Regions from separate parts of the Mus musculus genome. Here region 2 is linked to region 1. The links are chromatin contacts, found by Hi-C or POLR2A ChIA-PET in ENCODE. All regions are on one chromosome and are shown on one strand. The core of a region is the stretch at or near the end of the contact, and the rest is flanking DNA. Distances in the headings are between cores, read along the strand shown.

What was found. A loop is a pair of places that touch in the nucleus more often than their neighbours do. ChIA-PET counts read pairs that join two places held with the same protein, here RNA polymerase II (POLR2A).
Region 2: a map of T-helper 2 cell shows a loop between it and region 1 (2.1-fold over the local background). The contact joins the promoter of Acbd4 here to the promoter of Dcakd in region 1. A Hi-C loop is called at or near these places in 1 of 37 maps with a recorded cell type or tissue (T-helper 2 cell). POLR2A ChIA-PET finds 5 or more read pairs at or near these places in 4 of 5 experiments (Patski and embryonic stem cell).

What each region holds. Positions count from the first base shown.
Region 1 is chr11:103,014,765-103,018,809 of GRCm38, forward strand. It overlaps Dcakd (dephospho-CoA kinase domain containing), which reads right to left and starts at 2,383. Exons shown (of 5, transcript NM_026551.3): 1 at 2,286-2,383.
Region 2 is chr11:103,099,804-103,103,848 of GRCm38, forward strand. Acbd4 (acyl-Coenzyme A binding domain containing 4) reads left to right here and starts at 1,885. Exons shown (of 11, transcript NM_025988.2): 1 at 1,885-1,985; 2 at 2,879-3,293; 3 at 3,723-3,841. The coding sequence starts at 3,760. It overlaps Plcd3 (phospholipase C, delta 3), which reads right to left and starts at 1,855. Exons shown (of 15, transcript NM_152813.3): 1 at 1,577-1,855. The coding sequence starts at 1,727.

The DNA of each region.
Region 1 (4,045 bases), core at 1,133-3,632:
TAACAGTGACAAATCCTACCCCCCCCCCAAATCCCTGCCACCCACCTACCCACCCCATGCTGGTTCTCTGTGTAGCCCTGGCTGCCCTGAAACTTGCTCTATAGACCAGGCTGGCCTCAGATTCACAAAGAACCTGCCTCTGCCTCCCAAGTGGTGATGTACATCAAGCCTGGCTTAACAATTTAGAGAGCTTCCTCCAAAATTTTATTTTCCTTCAAAATATAATTTTAATTAAAAGTTTTTAAAAAGTTGCTCAATGTCTGCAGAGATGTCCCAGTGGTTAAGAGCACTGGCTGTGCTCGCAGAAGACCTGGGTTCAAATTTCAGCATCCACATGGTGGAGCCATCATCCAGTTCCGAGGGATCCGACCCCCCCCCCCTTCTTCTGACCCCAAGGGTACCAAGCACACTTTATAGTGCACAACAAGAAAAAACATTAAGAGAGAGAGAGAGAGAGAGACAGACAGACAGACATTCTTGGACTGGGAATGTAGCTCATTGACAGAGTATACTTATACTTGGTCAGCAAGCGTTAGTCCTGGATTCAATCCCTAGTACTGCAAAAACAAAGCAAATTTCTTGTTATTGGGGTTTGTTTTTTTTTTGGTAGGCTCTCATGTAGCCAAGTTGACCGCCAACTGACTACATATCCCAGAATCATCTCGAACTGTTCCTCTGACCTCTCCCTCCCAAGTGCTGGGACTACAGGATTGGACCACGACCCTTGGCTTCATTTAGGAAGCGGATATTCACACGTACATACAGATATAGAGGTAATGGTTGAGACGACTATGTCAAAGGGCTTTCCTCTGGGCTCGCACTGACACGGTATGTGTCTGTACTCATCGGTGCTCTAGAGACCAGGAACTCAAGGCTATCCTCAGCTGCGACACTGCTGGTTGCTGGAAGCCAGCATGACCATGAGACCCTCAACTCTAAATAAATAAATAGGATCGGGAGGTGGAAGCTGAAGGCTCAGGCTAGCCTTTCTCTCTCCCTTCATCTCCTGGCTGGTCTGTAAGAAAGCCGCCTGCCTCTGCCTCTGCCTCCCAAGTGCTGGGCTGAAAGGCGTGCGCCACCACTGCCCGGCAAAATAAAATATTCTAAACCAATACTGTCCAAAGATGTGCTTTTTTAACAGATGCTGAGGAACGGTGCAACATCAAGAGCCTCTGTTTTCTGTAAGGAAATCACCGTTTCTGGAGACACAGCACTTGCGCATTCGGTGCAGGGAACCGAGGCCGTGGCTAGGTCAAGGATGGAATTCTAACAAACTCGGCCGGAAAGCTTTGGAGTTACTCGGTGTTGGGTTCTGAATTCATTTTTGGTTGTTGCGCCATCATAAACGTTTCACTGTTGCCGCATCTTTAGCAGCTCAGTTAGCCCAGAGTCCATATGGGGTCAGCTCCCAGTTTACCAAGCTGTGGGTTAAAACATACACAACCCCACGCAAAACTCAAAATGTAAAACATCCAAATGCGCCATCTTTAAAATTGAAACACAATGGCTTGTAATTCACGGTGATGATAATAGTGGTGAAAACTATGAAGTTAACACCAGAGATGCTATCTATGTTTGCTTCCTCTGGGGCCAAAGGTCTTGCATTACGTAGCCAGGCTGGCCTGGATCCTTCGTTGAGAGCCTTTACTAGTTGATGAGTGGGAGACTCATGCCATCCACGGACCTAAATTAAACTAAAAGACTTCAGACGATCAACTAGTCTAGCTTCCCTGGGGAAGGAAGCCATGGGGGGGGGGGGGGGGGAAGGAAGGTCTGAATATCAGATGGTAGATACAAAACAGCATCTATAGGTTGCATCCCCACTTTTCAGATGGGCAAACTAAAGGTGGCAGAAGGTCACACGATTGCAAAAGGCAGAGGTTGGATTTAAAAATCGAAACTGAGTCCGACCACAGTGCTCTAAAGCGCAGAGACTTTGGCCGTAAACTCAGATTTTCCATCCTTTTCCAAGGCTATATCGAGGGAAATAACACTTGATTTCCCAGGTTTGTTATCAGGATGATGATTAAACGCGCTTGTTAGCCCCAGGTGAGCTACAAATATGTGCTTTAAAGAGAAGGGGGAAAAAAAAAAAGGCGCGCACAATGCGCCAACTCGGCCGCAGCATCCCGCGCTCCGGCGGGGGTCTCGCGCGCAGACCCCGGCCCGGCGGAGCGCCACCCGAGGAAACAAAGCGGCTGCTCGCCGCTGCCACCCGACCCGGTCCGCCCCTCCCCTCCCCCTCCCGGGGTTGGCGGCTTCCTTTCACCCGCGCCGCTACCTACCGGGTCTCCGACTCGGCCTCAGCCTCCGTCGCTAGCCCAATCTCCGCTGCGCTTACTGGCTGGCTCGCTGCACACAGGCGGGACTCGGGAGCGTGCACGCCGACCGGGCGTCCAGCCAGCGGAAGGGGCGGGACCGGAAGGCGGGGCAGAGTGCCGGCCGCGTGCAGGAGATGAGGTGGGCGTGGCCGGGCCGAGGTTTGGAGAGCTAGAGGTGGTCCAAGCTGAGTTTTTCTCTGTCTCTCTCTCTTTTTTTTTTTTTTTTTTTTTTTGATTTTTCGAGACAGGGTTTCTCTGTATAGCCCTGGCTGTCCTGGAACTCACTCTGTAGACCAGGCTCAGAAATCCGCCTGCCTCTGCCTCCCAAGTGTTCGGATTAAAGGCGTGCGCCACCACCGCTCACAGGCTGTCTTAAAACGTTTTTTTTTTTTTCTTTCCATTTTTTATTAGGTATTTAGCTCATTTACATTTCCAATGCTATACCAAAAGTCCCCCATACCCACCCACCCCTGTCTTAAAACTTTTAAGGGTTTATCAAAACTACCAGTCATCATGATCTGGACCTGACCTTTTCTTCTTTTTGAACTCTCTGTGAAATATTTTTACATGTGATGTTTTAATAATAGGACTACACTACCTAAAGTTACAGTAATTAGGAATACAGGCTGGCTTCGGAGGGGCAGATCAAGGAGGAAGGCTTCCCAACCCAGCGAGTTCCTCCAACTGTGTCAATACACTCCTTAAGTGTTTACTGTCGCTTGACCTTCATAGAACACTTTCTCTGTAGTCGGCTGCATCTCAGACAGTTGGCTACTCTTTAACTCGAGCCTTTCATCTGGCTGGCGTGCGTTCACCGCAGTCACCTCCTGTGGGGGTGAAAGCTCCAATTCGGGAGACTGCTCTTCAATATCTGAATTACTGGAACTCTTAGTTTTTGGATAATGGCTCCATCTGGTCTATTACCTGGTGTTATACCAGGCTCAGCCTTGAGGAGATAGACAGTCATATTACAATGAAAGAAATTAGGTATCCTGAATTCCTCCCAGCACAATTGGCCTTTTCCCATGTACCAAATAGTATTTATGACAGGGACAGAAATAAGAGGCCAGACCTGTCTTAAGTTATAAACCCTACTGCTTCCCATAGTTGAGGTTTTCCATACGATCTCCAGATGTCAGCCCCGGCTCCGATGCCCAGGAGCACTGGCCATGGGCACACAGCTACTTCAGATTCCATTTGCAGTAACGCAGTCTACTAATCCTGTTGAGTTCCAGTACAGGCTCTTCCCACCTCTGAGTTTGGAAATCGTCCTGTAATGTTTCTGCTCGTGGTTTTAACCCTTTCCTGCAATACATGGTTTTTCTTTACGAGAGTTTCCCACCCATTCCCTCTGTATGTCCTGTTTTGAAAGTGAACCCTCTTCCAAGGTGTTCTGGCTAGTTTTATGCAAACTTGTCAAAAGCTAGAATCATCTGAGAGGAGAGGTTTTTTTTTTTTTTTTTTTTTTTTCAATTGAAAAAAAAAATGTGCCTCAGCAGGCAGTGGTAACACACATCTTTTATCTTAGCACTCAGGAGGCACAGACAGGTAGGTCTCTGTGAACTGTAGGCCAGCCTGTCTACAGGGTGAGTTATAGAACAGCCAAGGCTACACAGAAACACTCTGTCTCAAAAAAAAAAAAAAAAAAAAAAAGAAAGAAAGAAAGAAAAAGAAAAAAAAAGAAGAAAAGAAAAAGAAAAATGTATGCCTCTATAAGATCAGGC
Region 2 (4,045 bases), core at 635-3,134, 85 kb after region 1:
TCTGCTCCTCTAACTCAGCCAGTGGATTTTCTGGGACCCTTAGCACCACCCAAACTTCAGAGAAACTCTAAGGTGTCTGTCTACCTCTCTCCTCTTCACATGAGCTTCCATCCAGCTCTGGGGTTCAGTGGGGTCCTCTCTGCCTCCCCAGCATCACAGTCCGCTCCTCCCTCCCTGACTCTTTCCCTCAAGGTCCGTCTTCTGACAGCAGTACTGAGCTGTTTAGCTCTCTTTGGACAGGCCCGCGTGTGCTGTGTTTGTTGTTGTATGGTAGGTAAATATTGACTTCTTGAATGACTGGACCGGAGAAGGATGAAGAGCTGCCCCAGGCACAATGCTCATGGTGAGGACATCCAATACATTCTGGTGGAATGAGGAAGAGGAGGGCACAGCTGAGAGGGAAGCCGGGGAGGCTGGCATCTGGGACCCCTGAGTTCTGTCACCAGGTTGACAGTCCTGAGAAACCACTTCAGTTTCCTGCACTTCACAGTTTATAAAATGCTCCTTGTTCAAGCCCAGGGAGTCCCATTTTGCCGAGACTCTGAGCGTGTAGGTTGGGATGGCACACAGTCTGAGTGGCCCCGACTAGATTCTTTGATGTCTGAGTCAGTTTCCTCCTCTGTGAAATGGGGTGCAGGACACCTACCTCAGGAAGGTGAGCTTAGCACCACACCTGCAAACCACAGCGGTATTGAGCCGACTCGAGGGCTCCTTGAAGACTAGTGACTTCCCTCTCACCTCTGAAATAGGAAGCTGGACTGTTTCGCACCATTGCCCCGGGTCTTGCCAGGGCTTTGTTACTGCTGGCAGAGAAGACCTGAGGGTTACAGGGCTGGCTTGGGTGTCTAGAATCTCGCAGAGGCCATCTGTAAACAGCCCCTCAGGATCAAGAACAGCAGGTGCTGTAAGATGCCCACAGACCTCAAGTAGCACTTGGGAGATGAATGTACGTACCTCCGCGTGCGCGTGCCTCTGCCTCCCGAGTGCTGGGATTAAAGGCGCGCGCCACCACTGCCTGGCATTGTATTTTTTTTTTTTTTTTTGAAACAGAGTCTCATAGACCCCAGACTCATACACACACACACACACACACACACACACACTTTACTTTGTAGCAGAGAATGACCTTGAACTCCTGATCCTCCTACTGACACCTCGCCAGTGCTGGGAGATTAACAACAGTAAGTCGTTGTGATACTGGGGATCTAACCCAGAGCTAAGAGCTCTACCGATTGAGCTACATCCCCAACCTAACTCCAAGCTTTATCTCTCAGTCCATTCTCCTCACTCTCCAGCAACCCTATCCATGCCCCGAGTCCCAAATTCTCACCCCAGCACGGCCCCGCGAGCGCCTCCCGGTGAGAATGCACCGGGGGCATCCAAGCCTTCTAAAACAGCCTGGAAGTCTGATGACCCCAGGTGTGAACCCCAACTGGAACAGTGCTGGTGCTCCTGGTCAGATCCTCCCCAATTCCAAGCACCCTGGCAAACCAGGTGGCCCGTACACCCCGCTCCGTCCAGGTTGTCCCTAGAGACAGTGCGCGCCCACCCGGACCCATCCTTGTGTGTCACTGACCCATCTTCTTCAGTGCCCGTAGCCCAGGCCTTTTGGTGCTGCTGTCCGACGACGCGGGCGAGGGCGGGAACGCGAGGGGCGCTGCGACCTGGGCGGACACCCGGGATTCCTCCGGCGAGCGGCGACTCCTTTTCCAGCCACCGCACAGCATGGTCTCGAAGGGCCCAGGGCCAGGCCCGGGATCTGTGCGTGAGAACCGGGCAACGGGAACACAGCCCGCGGCGCGGTCCGGAGCTAAGAAACTTAGCGGCGCCCTAGGAGTCAGGAGGAGGAGACCTCGGGAGGAGGGAGAGAGGGAGGGACGAGGTGGAGGTGGGCGGAGCGAGGCCGAACTTAGGCGGTGCGAGGCGCCTGCGGGACCCCAGGCCTGGAGCTGCGCGCCCTGGTGTCTACGCGTTCGCCCCTACTAGTGAGTCGGTCTTTCCATTTCCTTAGAGGTCCCCGGATCTCCTTTCTACCATTGGCCAGAGTCCCTGTTGAAGGGAATTGAATTTCCCGGAGGGATAGGTTTGTCCTCCGGCGCAGACACATTTTTTCTGGGAACTCAGGACCCTAGTCCATCCACCTTAGCCGGGTCCCTTAGGGAGCCAGACAAGGGACAGATCTATAGGAGATCGTCCCGGGCCACAGGGTCCTAGTACGGAGGAAACCCATAGAATTCTGAAGCAGAGCTGCGCAGGAATGGGGACGAGAGGCTCGGGCAGTGACGTCATGAATTAATCTCCGGGCTCGGGGCCAATAGCCAGTCCTCAAAGGTGGATGCCTTGCGGCCAACCGATCTGAAGACTAAGATGAGACTAAGTTTAGAGTTCCAGAAGCTTGGTACCCCAGAGCGACACTCCATCCTTGGTCAAGGGATCTGCACAACACTCTGCCAAGGTGTTGATGACGTCAGCCAAGGAAAACCTCCTTGTACGGGTGCCGGTGTAGTGTTAGACGTACCCTTGTGAATGCGAAAGGGTGGAGTGTGCATGTGGCTTTCAAGCACGAGCTTTGGATAGGGGCAGCGAGCTGGTCGAATATTGTCACTTGGACGCGACCTACAGCCAGGCTTCCCACGCTAAAAGTAGCGAGTTTCGGGTCCTAGAATCTCCATCTACTTGTCCCGCTGTATTCTTTCCTCATTTATCCAAGTCCCGACAATTCTTCATACTAGCTTAAGTCCCCATCACCACTGCGATCTTAAATTTGCTTACTATTTGTCAAACCTTCGCCTCTGCTTGATCTCTTGATTCCTTCCAGGAGTGTTCCTTTTTTTTGTTGTTATTTTTCTGGTTCACTCTTACTTTTTCCAAAACTCAGCTCCAGTGTCCTTTCTGCGGAACGCCGGGCTCCAGGACTCTCCTCTATTGCCAGCGTAGACGTGTTCCAAGAGCTGAGTCGAGGTGCCTCGGACAGGCGGAGCCCGCATCAATCAACCCACTCCCGTGGGTTTCCACCAGGGGGCGCGAGGACTCTGCGACCATCAGTGTGTCCACCGGGAGGCGCTGCAGCCCGCCTCGGGCTGTCGCGCGGTGCGGAGTGCCACCCATAAATTAGCCCCGCCTGGCTGGGCGAGGCAGGATAGCATTATTTGCATAATCTTGAAAGAGCCTTCCTTACTGGTTAGGGTATAAAAGACCAATACGAAACGGTGCCTCTGGTTGGCTTTTCTCCTAGCTCTGTATCCCGCCCTATCCCTGCCCCTCTGGAACAAGAGGTCAATCGGAAGCCTCTGGTGAGTGATGAGAAGAGGACCCTGGTGTCCTGGCAGTGGGCGCCTAGGGGTGAGTGAGAGGCTGGGGCGCGGGGAGCCAGGGTTGAAGGCTGTTCGTCCCATCCTGACTCCTCCTCGTTCGCTGATTCGCCTGTTCAGGAATTGGAAATGGGTGTCTAGAGAGGTGCATCCGGGGACGTACGTGGCTCTGAGACCCTTGCCACCTGCCTCCCCTCCCACTCATGGCCAAGTTGGTGGTCCTCGCCACCCTGGCCTCATTGGCGCTGCCTTGAGGTAGGAGAAGGAGCCTTCTCAGCTCAACTTCTGGCCTCCTGGGATAGCGATCCGTTCTTAGGACTAAGTTTGCCCCTCTGGGAACCGGTCCGGTGGCTTACTTAGGATGCCACCGTGGACCATGAAGCCTGGTCACATTGACACTCACTCTTGCAGAGTCGCTTCAAAGTAGGGCTCCAGAGCTCGAAGCAGCATGGGTACCGAGAAGGAAGAGCCCGACTGTCAAAAACAGTTCCAGGCAGCAGTCAGCGTCATTCAGAACCTGCCTAAGAATGGTGAGCCTGTACAGATCAGCATTTTAGGGTTCACGATGGTTGGGCTCCGACCCCGAGATGAGATGAAACTGGGCCTGTACCCTGCAAATGTTGACAAACAAGTTCCTCCCTAGGCTGTGGTGGGGTCCCCTCTGCTTCCTGTCTTAGATGCTATGAGTGAAATCCGGGGCCACCTTTGCCCTTCCAAGGTGCAGCCTCCTCCCT